Linked DNA regions of Homo sapiens: region 2 is linked to region 1. A link is a loop called in an ENCODE intact Hi-C map of the cell type or tissue named here. Cell type or tissue: PC-3. All regions are shown on one strand. Links, peaks and the distances in the headings refer to the core of each region. The heading gives the core; the rest is flanking DNA. Region 1 overlaps DNAJC13 (DnaJ heat shock protein family (Hsp40) member C13). Region 2 overlaps ACP3 (acid phosphatase 3).

What was found. Hi-C counts contacts between places; a loop is a spot of excess contacts. Peaks named below come from ENCODE experiments on the same cell type or tissue, not always from the same donor. Only the 100,000 strongest peaks of a DNase experiment are listed, where the experiment ranks them.
Region 2: a loop joins it to region 1, with 2.9 times the contacts of the local background. A loop is called at or near these places in 9 of 110 quality-filtered maps.

Annotation. Positions count from the first base shown.
Region 1 is chr3:132,532,771-132,541,113 of GRCh38, reverse strand. It overlaps DNAJC13 (DnaJ heat shock protein family (Hsp40) member C13), which reads right to left. Exons shown (of 56, transcript NM_015268.4): 56 at 2,082-2,938. The coding sequence ends at 2,832. Among named protein-coding and RNA genes, the nearest start is that of ACKR4, 60 kb to the left of the region's middle. In PC-3, for the core only: CTCF peaks have their summits at 3,635 and 4,915 (motif pointing left); a DNase peak (open chromatin) is centred at 4,903.
Region 2 is chr3:132,338,423-132,346,765 of GRCh38, reverse strand. It overlaps ACP3 (acid phosphatase 3), which reads right to left. Exons shown (of 10, transcript NM_001099.5): 6 at 4,122-4,214; 7 at 1,707-1,839. Among named protein-coding and RNA genes, the nearest start is that of ACP3, 25 kb to the right of the region's middle. In PC-3, for the core only: CTCF peaks have their summits at 3,543 (motif pointing right) and 4,346 (motif pointing right); a DNase peak (open chromatin) is centred at 1,805; H3K27ac peaks cover 942 bases.

The DNA.
Region 1 (8,343 bases), core at 204-8,203:
CTCCCCTCTCCCATCACAAAAGTGGCATGAGCACACATGTGACCATGCAACTACATATTGCAAAAGGAGTTCAGTCTTTTAAAAGAATACCTAATTAATAACTCATTGGACAGAAAGCACATACATCCAATTCCTCATAACCACTGGTTTTTATCTTATTGCAAGGGGAATGAATTTGATTTTTTTGGCCTTATAACACCCCTATTTAATTCTCATAACACCCCTTTGAGGAATGGGCTCAGAATGAACCTTATAGATAAGGAAACAAAGAAGTCTGCCTTCCTTGGTCACACTGCTACTGGCCAGTAAAAGGAGGGCCATGCCTTCCCAAAAACTCAAGGAGGCGGTGAAATTCCTAGTCAGAGTAGGTTGCAAGAAAGTTTATCTGCAACTTTTTTTTCACAGTGCTCTTCTCAAAATCCTAATAAAGCTTATTTACACGATATTCATCATATAATGAACAATTTAAGCATGAGAAGGATCACAGAAGTTCTAGACTGAAAGGGATTCTTGAGCTGAGCATCTGGTGATGATCCTCAGTGGACGGACGAGGGTCCGGCATGGTCTCTTGCCCATTTCCAGTGTTCTGCCTCTGCACTGCTCCTTAGATGGACTGTGGGTTACTAGAGTGTATCTCTGAGTTTTGCTACCTCTAAACAGCCCCTCTCCCAACAAACGCACCAAAGTGATCATTCCACACTGCTGTTTATTTTAAAATACAGATCTCATTCCTGAATCACTATTAGGTTTGATGTTAATGCGTCAGCTTGGCACTTAGGACACCGTCCAGCTGGCTCCTCCCTGGGTCTCAGGCTGGGTTCTCTCTGGACCCTTATCCCCCAGCCATACCAGACAACCCCCACCCCTCCAGGTGTCCTATATATACTTTCCTGTTACCCTGCTCAAGCTGTCTTTTATAACTCAGGACTGAGGCAAACGACTTCATGCTTAAATCTCAGATAAAGCCTCCACCCTCAAAGATCAAAACTCAGCTTTCCCCATCACAGACACTTGCCTGACATTGCTGTTGTCTTCATATTATGGCTCAGAATACAGACCTCAGTGTCACATAAGAGTTTTGATTTCTTACTCTGTTACTTACTAGTTGTGTGACTTTTAGTAAGCTGCTTTACTTATCTGAACCTCATGTTCTTCACCTGGAAGATGGGAATTATATCAGTACCAGGCCAACAGGTTTGCTCTGAGGATTAACTGGCCCACAGGTTCGTTCTGAGGATTAAATGAGATTATGCAATACTTAGCAGACAGTAAATATTCAATAAAGGTTAAGTATTGTTGGCATCTAAACATCAATGATCGTAGACTAATTTAACGGGCCTTTAACTATTGTATTCACAATACTTATATTCTTAGTATTTAAAAGAAAACATTGCTATGTTGATTTATGCTCTCCTAAATACCTAATCCCAATTTAGCTGTTATAATTTTTTAGTGAACACATTTTTATACCCAACTATTGTCTAGAAACTAAAACCCTAGTTACATATTAAAATACTTCCATTAACATATTACTCTATAATCTGTTAGAGATGATAAACTTGATGCAGAAGTTTGAATTAGTGATTTGGAATAGGAGTAAGTTTCCATTTTGGCTGTTCTTACACATCAACTGTGGAATAAACTTGGTTCTTGCTTTGAAAGGAAACTTGGAAGTGTGGGTATTTCCCCATTCTTTAAGAACTGTTTGTTTATATTCTCCATGTTTATATTTTCTTGTAGTTTGTGGTCACACTAGAAAATCTATGTGCTGAGATTTGTTACTTGAAAAATCTTCTGGCTATTTAATTTTCTCTTCTTAAAAATAGTAGAATTAATGTCACATATTATTAACAGCCTGACCCATTCCTGAATGTTGTATGAAAAATAAATGAGATGCTGTGTCTGGAAACTTAGATGTGGCTGAAATATTAAAGTTAGGAATGATTAGATTATGTTAATGCAGCCATCTATATGAAGAGTTACGAATGTAAGATAACGTCTGTTTAATACTACATCTGTCTTAGAAATAAAGATAGATATATGAGGTCTTCAAACGGAAAGATTAAACTAGAACAAATATATCTCATTAACAAAGCAGTCAATTCCCTTTATTTTTAAAATTTTATGTACACATATGAATGATCTGTATAATGTACATTCAATATAGAAAGCTTTATATATTTGATAGTGTATAGAACATTTCACAATTACACTCATCTTTTACATAACATCTTGACATCCATTTTTAAATTTTTTTGCACAAGCTCCTTTTCATTCAATTTGGTAAAGCCAGTTATACATACTAATGTGTACTGTGAGCTTTCAGAAGGTTAATGATTGAGGATGCCAGTGAAGGGTGCAGGGACAAAACCTAATAGTCTTGGATGGTGGGGGGAGGATGGCCACGCAGACTTGATGCAGGAGAGGGAAATATTCTTTCCTGGGGAAAAGTGACTTAGCCCAATTTTTGTTGACTGTAGCTCAACCCTACAGTCATGCTAGTTCAAAAAAAAAATTACAAAAACTAGGAAGAAAGTTTTGTCTTTTTGATTCACAGTTTTGTAAACAGATATAAAGGAACAAATGTGCTTACATACACCAAGAAAAAAAAAATTCTTGTGTACCCACTTATGTTGATCCACAGAGTGCTTTCTTATAATGTGATACAATTAGGATCACTGACTTTTTTTCCTAAAAATATATTTATAGAAAAAGGAATAACACTGTCATGAAACCAGGAGAAAGGCAGTAAGAGTTTGCTTCAACGTATCAGCTGGAGGAATGTGGACTTGGCACTGGCCTTTCAGCGTTTATTGTCTCTCGTGAATATTTCAAGTCTGATAGCCAAGGTCGCCTGCCTCATGGTCTACAGGAGGTGGCAGGTTAGACATGACTGATGTAGATGTACCTGCGGTAAGGTAGCCAGCAACTCCAGGTCCTGCAAGAGAGAAAGGTAAACACACACCTCTAGAAAGCAGTCAAGTGAAAACATTGACCTTTATAAAAATGTCAGAACCTGCTCAGGCACTCCATCACACAAAACTAATCATCTATTTCAATTACCTAAATTACATCTATACCTTAATAAACAGCTACATAGTACTATTTTCATGTTTGCCTACACTATAGACTAGAAATCATTTCAAAATGTATGCTGGACAGTAACACTGGTGTGGAAATATGGATAAAATTTTCTTTCTTACATTTGGGAAATTCAATCTTTCAAAAAATTCCGAGCACTGAAAAGAACTATGTCGAATGGAAAAAATGGAAACAGACAGACAAAAGAAACTCTACACTCAGCTCATCCAAAAGTCATATGTGACAAAATTCAACATAAACACTTCTGTCAACACTCAAACTAACCTATTTTCATTTGGTGCAAAGAAATGCTATTATAACAAGTAACACCAAACGAACAAGGGTTGCTAAACCAAGGACTCTGAAAAAGAAAAGGCTCTGGACATCCATCTGTCATAGGTTAAAACAAGAATGCTATGTGAAAGGGTACTGATATTTTAGTCTTATATTTCTCCCTTGATTCTAACAGTTTCTATTGCATGAAAATGCCATATATGCCAGCATTTATCGAGATGTGTCCTATGGGCATATTAATGGCTTTAGCCCTCTAGAGTTTATTTTAAACATTGCATAAACATTTAATTACATCTCAGAAGCACTGCACAAACTAACAAGTACTTGCAAGGGACACTGTAGCATAATACTGCATACTGAGCAATAGTTTTAGCTGAAATTGTAGGAAACAAGGCAAACAACTAAGGAACATTGAGGGTTAGGACTAGAAAGGCAGTGGGAGCGGCATGCATTTAGCAAAACATTTCTCTACCTGCTTCAGAGAGCTACACAGAAGTTAGCAAGCTGCCTGGCAGAGCGGATCTAAAGCCCGCTCCTGAGGTGAAGGGGGCTGCTGCCAGTTAGAAGGGAAGGAGAGACACCTGAGGGGAAAAAAGAAATATAAGCAGCAAGGGAAGTTGTGAGGAAGTGCAAACAGCAGAGTAGTTTGATGAAGGTAGAAACAGGGATTGGTGGAGGACAAAAAGGCCACCATTCAGATTCATCTTGTTTTTGACCTTAAAAGTATTGGTACTATGGATGTGAAATGGCTTGTATAGATACATAGGCAGAGATGACTCAGCCTGTGTGAGCTGTAACTGAAGCCAACCAGAGTGCCCAGGTACTTGGAACGCTGTACTTATAAAAACCTTGTACTTGTAGAACTTACAAAAAATATTTCTCCTTTTTAAGGTACTGTGGGAGCCTGCATCTATCAACTCCTGCCTTGAGCCAATCAGGATGCCAGGCCTTTCACAGTCTGCTCAGGAAAAAGGCCACCAGGTCAACAAACCCTTCTGACAACGCAGTTCAGAGCTACAGCAGCACCCTGTGATCATTTCCCACCACCCTCATATTCTCTGAACTTTAGGCTGCAGCATGATTACTGCAAAACCATCCAGTAGGTGTCATCAAAGATGTAACCCTTAACAGTAAGACCTCAAACACTCCAGACTGTGTAGTTTCTGAGCAATTCTGATTGTGGGCTCAACTTGGTTCCCATCAAAATAGTAGGTTACAAGACCAAACCATGAATGCTGCATCTAGAAAGTGGATTAATGACGCAGTTCTCAAACTGTGTGCTGAGGCACCCTGGGGCATTGCTGGATATTTATTTATTCCCTTTGCCCCTCTGTGTGTGTGTGTATTTAACAGATGGGGGTCTCACTATGTTGCCTTGAACTCCTGGGCTCAAGCAACTCCCCTATCCAGGCCTTGAACTCCTAGGCTCAAGTGATCTTCCCACCCCAGCCTACTGAGTAGCGGATTCGGCCTGTCCATGTGGACTACAGTTGCCTGCCACATCATCCAGCTAACTGCTGGGTATTTTAAATTTGAAACACAGCGCCATCTGCTGACCACCATACAAACAACTACTTTCAAGTTGTCTTGCAATTACTTCATAAACTAAATTATTAGGTATTTCTTTTGGCTTGGGGACGGATGAAAAAATTACTGAGCTATTAAGGGCACTGTGAACTGAGAAAATGTGGGAACCTCTGAGCTAAAATCTAAATGGTGAAATGATGGGCTTAGAAGGAAGAAACCAAATTTTAGTACCATCATTTGCCTCTTTAGGAAAGGCAAATCAAAATCAATTCCCGGATAGTTCTACAAATGAAATCCGAGATGCTCTCCCCAGGACCCTGGCCTCTCCTTGAGGATGTGTCTGGTTTCTTGGGGCTAAAAGGTGCTGCCTGGTCATTTGCACAGAATAGGGCAGTTGTGTTCTTCAGAGAAAGATGGGAAGAGCAGGGGCTGCCAGGAATGGGCATGTGGCAAGATTGCACAAGGCTGCTGGACTTCAGAGAAATGAGAAAAGATGGAAAATTTACAGAGAATCCCACAAAACTGAATTGGCTACCACGATGAAATGTATATGTGAAAAGTTCATCTCCAATTCTGGCTCCTAGAAGCATCTTCACCCTGGCCTCTGTTCCTTTTCCTGTTGTTCCTTCTTTTGCTACTGATTTTCTAGGTTAGGTAATTTGAGGATTTTCACTGCTGAAATTATTTTTTATGAGGCTCTGAGACCATCAGCACCAAGCTGTTCTAGAACCTAATAAATGGCTAAGTGATCAAGGGCCCTGGATAATGAGTAACCACAATTTATCTGCATCACAGGAAAAATTCCACTGAGGCACCTTTAAATAAGCATTTATCATAAAACAAAATATGCCAGGCTAGAGAACCTATGGAAATAGGCAGTCTCATTTAAATTTATCAAGATTGAGTAATCCTACCTAGGACTTTAAAATTTTTACCCCAAATCTTGGGCATGTGACTGAATGACATTTACTCAGCAGCCAGAGAGAAGAAAACGTAGTTTTGGTCATTTTTATCTTACTTTGAAGTAGTAATTAACTCCTTTGTCTTTCCCCATGTCCTAAACAAAATCCACCTAACCTGCCAAACTCACCTAAAGATATCAGTTAGAAGAAAGGGTTGGTGATGTGTGTTGTCACAGCAACCTTGATTTCAATGATTACAGAGGGGCTGGGTACAATCTGTATCTTCTGAAGTTTGGGAGTAGCACGGGGCACATTTTAACTAAATGAAATTCCAATTCAACACAACACTATAAATTCCTGGAGTTCCACATCATGGGATTTTATCATTATTAGAACTACATGCCCCTTTTATCAAACACATGATACACAATACATCAATGAAAAGCTCAAACACAAAAAACATTTGGCAACTCAAGCAATGAGCACACATCAATCCAACTGGCAGTAAATTTACCTAATTTATCTCTTAATTTGCCTACATCATCTGTAGTTAGAGGATGTAGGGCTGACATCTTATATACTACAATTTCAGGCAGACAGCAAGAGTTAGAAGCTTTAATTCTTGAAATAGTTCTTTCATTTTTAATGTAACTTAATTTTTTTTGAGACAAGGTCTTGCTCTATTGCCCAGGCTGGAGTGTGGTGGTGAGAGCTCAGCTCACCTGTGACCTCCACCTCCTAGGCTCAAGAGAGCCTCCCGAGTAGGTGGGACTACAGGCATGCACCAACATGCCTGGCTAAATTTTTGTATTTTTTTATAGAGACGGGGTCTTGCCGTGTTGCCCACGCTGGTCTGGAACTCCTGGACTCAAGCAGTCCGCCCACCTTGGCCTCCAAAATTGCTGGGATTACAGACATGAGCCATTGCACCTGGCAAGTTGGTCCTTTCAAATAGGACAGACTAGAGCTGATGAAAAAATTTCCAGCAACTGACATCGCTAAAAAAGAGCATCCCAGATTGATAACATGCTCAGAATTTCACAATTCTGGGGTCAACAATGCTTACAGCTTATCCAGACTGTTCTACATGGACACGTCTGCAGGCTTCAGTAATGGCCTTCTGGAAGACTCATTATCTCCATGCCCCTTCCTGGTTGGGTTTTATACCATCTCCCCATTTGGCCAGACCTGTACAGAACTTGCTGTCCCTTAAGCCGGCTCAGGGATGGGAAGAAATTTGTATACCCCAACTTTTCTTTTTCCCTAACCTTCTTCTAACCCCTTCACAGCCACTTTTCATATCTCATTCAGAAGCCACCGCATGGATCCAAGTAAAAGGAAAGGCACAGACAAGAAGCTTTTTACTGCCTATACCTTTTCCCTATAGTTACTAAAGCATGTGGATGGGGGTGAGGACCAAATGAAGTCCAGGTTTCTGAAGATAAACCCCTATTTCTTCTGGATTCTAACCACAGACCTTTTGGTTCACACTCTGTAAGTCAAGGACATATGTTTTTTATTTCATCAAGTTAAGTCAAAGAATGATAGATAAGACTGAACAGAAGAATTAGAAGAGGCTTTCCTGTAGAGAAGCTTATAATATACACATTACTATTCTTCAGGGCCAATTTACTCTTAGTTAAGAAAAATAAGGCTGACCAGGTGCAGTGGCTCACACCTGTAATCCCAGGACTTTGGGAGTACCAGGCGGGTGGATCATTTGAGGCGGGTGGATCATTTGAGGTCAGGAGTCCGAGACCAGCCTGGCCAACACAGCAAAACCCCGTCTCTACTAAAAATACAAAAATTAGCTGGGAATGGTGGTGCACACCTGTAATCTCAGCTACTTGTGAGGCTAAGGCAGGAGAATCGTTTGAACCCGGGAGGCAAAGGTTGCGGTGAGCTGAGCTCATGCTGTAGTACTCCAGCCTGGGCAACAGACCAAGACTCTGTCTCAAAAAAAAAAAAAAAAAAAAGAGGGCGGGCATGCTGGCTCACGCCTGTAATCCCAATGCTTTGGGAAGCCGAAGTGGGCAGATCACCTGAAGTCAGGAGTTTGAGACCAGCCTCTACTAAAAATACAAAAATTAGCTGGGCATGGTGGTACATGCCTATCATCCCAAGTACTTGGGAAGCTGAGGCAGGAGAATGGCTTGAACCTGGGAGGCAGAGGTTGCAGTGAGCCAAGATTGCACCATTGCACTCCAGCCTGGGTGACAGAGCCAGACTCCGTCGCAAAAAAAAAAAAAAAAGCCAGGTGTGGTGTCTCACGCCTGTAATCCCAGCACTTTGGGAGGCCGAGGTGGGTGGATCACCTGAGGTCAGGAGTTTGAGACCAGCATAGCTAACATGGCAAAATTCCGTCTCTACTAAAATAATAATAATAATAATAATAATTACAAAAATTAGCTGGGTGTGGTGGTGCAAGCCTATAATGCCAGCTACTTGGGAAGCTGAGGCAGGAGAATCACTTGAATCCAGGGAGCAGAGGTTGCAGTGAGCTGAGGTCGCACCACTGCACTCCAGCCTGGGTGAGAGA
Region 2 (8,343 bases), core at 20-8,019, 190 kb after region 1:
GGAAATAAATCAAGAGTCCCGCTTCCACCATTTGATGGGGCTTGCAACTGAGTCACACTGCTGGCACCTGGTGGGCCAGAAATGAGGCTGAGTGCTTATGTGGCTTCCAAGGCACCCTCTACATCTTTTGTTGTTAAGCACTTAAGATTGAGCTTCTTCCTGGGTTCTGCCCATAGACACAGTCTGTATCCCGCCTGGTAATTTTTTCCAACACTCCAGCTTCCATCTAAGACTCCTCTCTGGAGACTCTCCCTTCCTCAAGGCTGGATCTTGTTGCTCATGTGTTTAATGTGAAGTAAGGACTTGCACATTTCTATCAAGTCTGTCTCTGTGCCATGCAATCAGGATTTTTGTAATAGCAGATCTACAACAACCTCATGTCGTTAATGGCCACTGTCCTAAATTTTTTGCCCCAACCTACTTTATTCATCTCACATGAATTTGCTCCTGACCATCCTGGTTTCATACCTCATTCCCCTGGTTACAGCTTGCCTCACTCTTTATACCTGGTGTGCAGCCCTGCTTTTCTAGCTATAATTGATTCCTTTTCTGGTCAGTGATTTGAATTTTTTCCCTAGTTAAGTAGCCTCAGTGAACAACCTCCCAGTCTGGTCCAGCCCTAATATGCTTTGCCTCTATGCATTCTCTTGGGATTTTGATGGACTTGTCCTGATGCTGTGGTGAATAGTGTCTGTCAATGGCTGGAATCATGATGTGATTGTATTAATCTCAAAATGCCTTGAATATGTGTGTCAGCCTGACTTGGACCATCTCCTGTGGCTTGGACTTTCCTCATTACGTCAACCTGACATGATGAACTTTCTCTTCTTCTTTATCCCTAGTTTTAATACCTATGATAACCACATCTAAGTCTGACACCTCATTTGGTATCTTGGCCTGCCCATCCAGTTTCTCTCATAAGCCCCAACATCTGTCCTTGTCTTTGCTGGTCCTGACTTTTTTCTTCCATCCACTTATCCTGATTACAAGAATCCAGCATCCTCTTGCCTGGGTCTGCCTTCATATGACAGGGTGTCCTGTGCTACGAAGAGCCAGTTCTAACCAAGAAGAGGCATCACTGATAAATAAATCTCAACAGCTTTCAATGTCAATGAAAAATTTCAAGCTGTGTTATAAACTTGTCAATTGCAACATATTTTAACAGCACATAATTGGTCTGAAAAATATAACAATTAGCCTGAAAAATATATTTTATCGGCTTTCACAATGACTACCACTCAGGGTTTCAGGAAAACAGGCCACTTTTGTCATACCTCCCACTTGAAAAATTCATCATATAGGCCACAAGACACAATTGATTTTCATGTGGCTCAGACACAGATCCTTGATTTTTGATCTGGAGGGGATGGAAAGGATCATTTAGCTTTAGCTTTCATTTTCCAGATAGAAAACTAAGGGCTTGAGTGAGTAATAGTTATGATTATACTAACATATGACATTTATTGACAGTGTATTATGTACCAGGTACTGTTTGCTCTAAGCCATTTGAATACATACATTCATTTTAATACTCACTGTCTATGAAGTAGGTATCATTAATATCCCCATTTTGCAGAATGGAAGCTGGTGCAAGAGTGATTAAGTGAACTGTCTGAGATCACACAGTTGATTAGTGGAGGGAATGACTCAGACCTGGATCATTCAACCACAAATCCAATATGCTCCTCTCATTTTTTAATACTTACCCCCTTGGAGCCTAGATTTCTCTTTCTGCTTGTGAATTCCATAGAGGGACAGGAGGGACAATTCTGACAATTCTCTCAACTTAGTCATGGTGTCCTCAGTGGCCCAGGAGGGTAAAGTGAAATTGTGAACACTCTGTAGCAAAGAAAAAGGAAGAAAAATGTATGTGTATTTATATGACTGTCCTCTTTGTTGACTTATCCTTTTTCACCTCACAAGAACTAGTAGGGCCAGACTTTCTTGTCCTGCCATTTCTTTCTAAAAGAACTTCATATTGTGATAAGTAGTGGTATTGACTTTCAGAAGAAAAGCTTATATAAATGAATTTACCCATTCCTACCCAGTCCATAGCTTTTGGTTTAACTCTGGATCAGTGGGTGGCTCATATTTTGCAGAGTAAGGGTGCAGTAGGGAAATAATACCTCATTCCTTTATGAAAGGGTTAGAAATCTTTCTATGAACCTGACAGAGTTAAATGATATTTCCTTAAAAGCTGAATGGGCTGCCTGAGAGGCCAGTTAGGAAAGGCAATATATTTCTGGAGCCTTCAGTAATATATTCTCCCCTACCCCCATCAAGGTCTAGTTTGCTGACTTTTTTTTTCTTTTTTTTTTTTCAGAGACATTGTCTTGCTCTGTCACCAAGGCTGGAATGCAGTGGCCATCACAGCTCACTGTAACCTCAAACTCCAGGACTCAAGCAATCCTCCTACCTCAGCCTCCTGAGTAGTTGGGACTATAGGTGCATGCCACCACACGTGGCACTTTTTTTTTTTTTTTTTTTTGAGACAGAATCTTGCTCTGTCATCCAGCCTGGAGTGCAGTGGCACGATTTCAGCTCACTGCAACCTCCACTTCCTGGGTTCAAGCGATTCTCTTGCCTCAGCCTCCCGAGTAGCTGGGATTACAGGCATGCGCCACCACACCCGCCTAATTTTTGTATTTTTAGTAGAGATGAAATTTCGCCATGTTGGCCAGGCTGGTCTCGAACTCCTGAGCTCAGGCAATCCGCCCACCTTAGCCCAAAGTGCTGGGATTATAGGCATGAGCCACTACACCTGGCCACACGTGGCTAATTTTTAAAAGTGTTTTGTAGAGGTAGGGCCTCATTATGCTGCCCAGGCTCATCCTGAACTTCTAGCCTCAAATGATCCTCCCATCTCAGCCTCCCAGAAGTGCTGGGATTACAGGCAGGAGCCACCATACCTGGCTGTAGTTCACTGACTCTTGAGGAAAGCCTGCACCTTGCACACAGTGGATACTTGGTAAATATGCGTTAAATGAATGGTTAAGTACAAGCAGGGCAGGTGAGACCTTGTGCCAATATTTATTACCCGTTAGGAAGAGTTGATTAGGAGTCCCCCAGTTTCAAAGGCAGGATTAAGAGTGAGAGAAAGTGAGTTCGTGAAAGAGGAGACCAAAGTGGAGTGACCTACAGAGGAAATAAGTGAGAGAGATTTGGAAAAAATATCACATGACATGACCACATTTTGGAATAGCTCAGATCAAACTGTAGTAAGGAAGAAAAAAAAATTATGACTGGAACAAAAATGGGGGCTCTTGTTTTCACTGAAGAGTCTTTTACAATGCTAATGAATTTTCACTGAAATAGTTGCTGATGATTAAGTGAAAATACTGGGAAAGTAGCATGTGATTGGGTCAATTAACTTTAGGATGGATGGAGGCAAACTGTGTCATCTGTTATTAAGATAGAACTACGGAAGTAATTGCTGCCCCCCAGACTCTCACGATGACCTCAAAGTTAGAAGTCAATATGAATTAGGTGGGTGGTCAGAATCTTGCCCCATATTTAGTGAGCTAGTTGGGAAAACAGGAACAGAGAGTACTCCTTTTGGCCAGAAGGTGGAGCATGGTGAGTGAGAAACACCATGTAACCTTGAAAAGCAATCGTAATTTATCTGGCCACAAACGGTATTTCAAATGCATCGCAAAGCAAGAAAGAAGTTCTTTCTTGTTAAGCAAATATAAATAGCCTGGCTTATATTTTGCTTGTTTATTTCTACATTCGGAAATCAGGTAATTTTCCCCTCTTTCTTTATAACAACATTGTTTTTTCATTAAGACCAAGGACAGGAACCCAGCATTTTTGAGTGGCTGCAAAATAAATAAGCTCCTACTGAATCCAAGGGGGGAAAAAACTAAAGTGGAAACTCATAGAAGAAAAGCAATTTTGCTTGTAATTTTCTAAAGGGTGAAAACATAAATAATAATAGAGAGAAAAGAGAAGTCAGCATTTTCAAGTTAATATAAGGAAGTTGTGAATTACGTTTCAATGTCAAAAGAAGTATAAGTAATACATTCATAAAGAAGTGAAAGAAAAGATATTCATCTATTTCAAAATAAGCATAAATCATAAAATCAGATTGCAAGTTAACCTGTGATTTTTTTTTCTTTTACCTCACAATATAAAGGGTCGTAGACTTTACTCCAAATTCCAAAAAGGTCCTGGCCATGTAATCCTGAAAGTTTTCCCAAGGTAGCTATAAAATCCTGAAACACAAACAGAGAAAGAAAAATTCCTACACAGGTTTCTCAGCTTCAGCATTATTGATATTTTGGGCCAGACAATTGTTTGTTGTAGGGAGCTCTCCTGTGCATTATAGGATGTTTCACAGTATCCTGGCCTCTGCCCACTAGATGCCAGTAGCATTCCTAATCTCCCACTTGTATAACCCAGAATATCTCCCGACATTGCCAAATGTTCCTTGTGAGGCAAATGCGCCCCTGTTGAGAACCGCTGTTCTTCACAGAAAAATGCACCAGTAATATTGGTTACGATAATGTCATTCCAAAGAATTTTACAAACACGAATTGATTATTCCTTATTATTACATTTAAAATGTAGATAGATGCTGGCTGACTGCCACATGTTCCTGGTTCGTGCTGGAATTGGATTGAAGTGTACTGCCTCAGATTCTTTTTAGAAGTGGGTAAAGTATAACTCATGTGTAAATATGTCCCAGGTGAGAAAGGAAAGCATATTTCAGGCCAAAGCATCCTGGAACATGCAACACAAATAGGGCTTGGTCTTTGGCTATACATATAAAACTTGGATGGAATGCAAATCTTTCGCTAGGTTCTGTATGTTTCTTGGAATGTCGCAATAATGAGACCCAATGTTCAGCTATCTGACTGCTGAAATTGGCAGCCATTTCTGGGAAGCCTTTTTGGAAGATATTGTCTGTCTGATGGATGAAATTTCTAGGGAACTACAATTTGCCAATATTAACCTCAATAGATTTTCATAAAATAATAGAAATTATTGTTAAAGAGCTCCTACTGCCATCTTCTCAAACATAAAAGCTCCAGGGCCAGATGACTGTCATAGAGGAATTCTACCAAGCTTTTCAAGAGTAAATTATTCTAATGCTATTTTAACTGTTCTGGAGCATAGAAGATGAAAGAAAACTTTCAAAAACTTCTTATGAATTAAGTGTAACACTGATACTGACAAAGATTGCCCCCAAAATAAAACTATTAGTTCAATGCCACTTGTAAATATCAATGCAAAAGGTGTAAGTAAAATAACAGGAAGTAATTCAATGTCACATAAAAGGAAATGGGTTTGATTTGAGAAATATAAAGATTGTTCAACATTGGTAAATCTATGAATGTAATCAATCATTGTAATTAATCCAAGGAGAAAAATAATTTGATTGTATTAAAAAATGTTAAAACAATCATTCAGGAGATTAAACAACTAATATTGATTTAAAAAAATACACTCAAGAAAATAAGAAAGGTGGATATTTCCTTAATTTCATAAAAATATGTCTATTTTGGTTCAAAAGCCTGTATGCTTATTAGGAAAACTCCTCTAAAATCAGAAATAAGACAAGAATACCCGCTACCAACACTGCCCATAACATTATACTGTAAGTAGTGGCCAGTGCAAATAGGCAAAAGGAAGAAATCAGAGATACACATTTTTGAAAACTGGAGATACTGTAAACCTGAAACAAACTTAACAAAAAATGTAAAGACATATATGAAGAAAACCCTAAAATAATCTTTAAGATAAAACAAGTAGGAACATGTACCATATTCTTAGGAAGATTTGACAGTGAAAAGTTGCAAATTCTCCCTAAGTTAAATAAATTTAATATGATCCTAATGAAAATACTAAAAATTAAAAAATACTTTTGGAACTAGACAAGCTGACTCTGAAGTTCACAAAGAAAATTAAAACATAGCCATGGAAACTCAGAAAAAGCAATGAGGGATGACTAGCCCTTTAGATATTAAAGCATATTATAAAGTCTTAATAGTTAAAACCCAAGTTTTGGCTAATAAAAAATTAAACAGAATAAAAATTACATAAATAGACCCCACACCTATGGGAATTTTAATATATAATAGCTTCAATAAGTAGGAAAAAAATGAACTATTCAATAAACAATGATGGAGCAATTAGATAATCTTCCAGGAAAAAACTTAAACAGGATACCTTCTACCAGTATGAACTGTAAATGAATTCAATATATAAATGAGAAATGAAGCTAGAGTGGAATTAGAAGAAAGCATTGCAGACTTCCTTTATAACCTAGGAGTGGGGAAAGCTTTTCTAAACATGACTCAAAATATAGAAGCCATATAAGAATACATTGATACAGAACCTACATGGCAAGAACACGGTAAGCAGTTAATAGACAAACTTTTTTTTAAAAATGCCATTCATTATCTATGATATTGTGAAATATATATTTGGTCTTTTTTTTTTTTTTTTGAGACGGAATTTCGTTCTTGTTGCCCAGGCTGGAATGCAGTGGCGCCATCTCGGCTCACTGCAACCTCCGCCTCCTGGGTTCAAGTGATTCTCTTGCCTCAGCCTCCTGAGTAGCTGGGATTACAGGCGCCTGCCACCACGCCTGGCTAATTTTTTGTGTTTCTAGTAGAGACAGGGTTTCACTAAGTTGGCCAGGCTGGTCTCAAACTCCTGACCTCAGGTGATCACCCACCTTGGTCTCCCAAAGTGTTGGGATTACAAGCGTGAGCCACTGTGCCCGGCCTTCTATTTGGTGTTCATCTCCATTTTCTGCCATAGAATTCCTAAAATCCTTGGAGTCTCCAAAGTATGTCTTTTTGCATGCTAATGATTGATTGATGGCTGGCAGTCCCTGGCCAGCTTCAGGATGGGGGTTGGTCACCAGAAAGCCAAGGCCGGGATTAGAGCGTTGGGACTTTCAGCCCTACTTCAGAACCTCTGGGGAGGGGAGGGAGTTAAAATTTAAGTTGATAGCCAATAGCCTGTGGCTTAATCAATCATGCCTATGCAATGAAATCTCCATAAAAAGCCCAAAGGGAGAGGGTTCAGAGAGCCTTCAGAGAGCTGAACACTTAGAGGTTCCTGGAATGTGGTGGTCCTGAAGAAGGCAGGCAAGCTCCTTGACCTTTTCCTTATATCTTTTGTAATATCCTTTGTAATAACCAATAACTGTGTTTCCCTGAGTTCTGTGAGCTGCCCCTGCAAACTGATCGAACCCAAAGAGGAAGTTGTGGGAACCCCAACTTAAAGCCAGCCTGTCAGAAGTTTGGAGGTCTGGACTTTCATCTGTGTCTGAGGTGGCGGGTTGGGGGTGGCCAGTTTTGGGGCCTGAGCCCTCAACCTGTAGGATCTGATGCTATCTCCAAATAGATGGTGTCAAAACTGAATTGGAGGCCACCCAGCTGGTGTCTACTGCAGAACGGGCTGCCTTTTCTTGCAGAGAGATCCCCCATATTTGGTCACAGAAGTCTTCTGTCTGTGTTGATTGGTGTTTTCAAGTGAGAAAAATAGGAAAAAACACATTGAGTGTGTTTTTTTTCACACACAAAATATCACAGACAGAAATGTTAAAATACATAGAAAAAAGCTTCTAAAAACTTATAGCAAAAGGAAAATCAATCATCCAAAAGAAAAATAGTCAAGGGATATTGATATAAAAGGAAATATAAATGGCATTTAACTGATGAGAATACACGGACACATAGAGGGGAAGAAGACACACTGGGGCCTCTTGGAAGGTGAAGGGTGGGAGGAGGCAAAGGGTCAGGAAAAATAACCAATGAGTACTAGGCTTTATACCTGGGTGATGAAATAATCTGTACAACAAACCCCCATGACACATGTTTACCTATATAACAAACCTGCATTTGTACCCCTGAACTTAAAATAAAAGTTAAAAAAGAAATACAATATCAAAAAACAAACCAAAAAATGGTATTTAACTAGATGAAGATACCCAAACTCACTCATCACAAGAAGAAAAGTACTATAGCACGATGTTGTACAGTAGTTATAATAGTGAGCTTCCTTGTCTTATTCCTAATTTTAGAGGAGATGGATGCTTCTAGTGATATTATTTTCCACTTACCAGATTGGCAAATATCCCCAGAGTGGTCCACATACTGTTGGCAAAGTTGTGGAGAAATGGGCATTTGCATGCAGTGCTGATAGAAGTAGAAAGTAGTAAAACCTCTTTGGAGGGTAAATTAATAATATTTCAGATTAACCCAGAATGTCTACTTCTAGGATATTATCCCACAGGTATTCTTGTGAAACTATTTAGATGCACAAGTTATTCATACATGCTGTTTGTAAAAATGAAAGATTGAAAAATGACCCATATTCCTATCAATA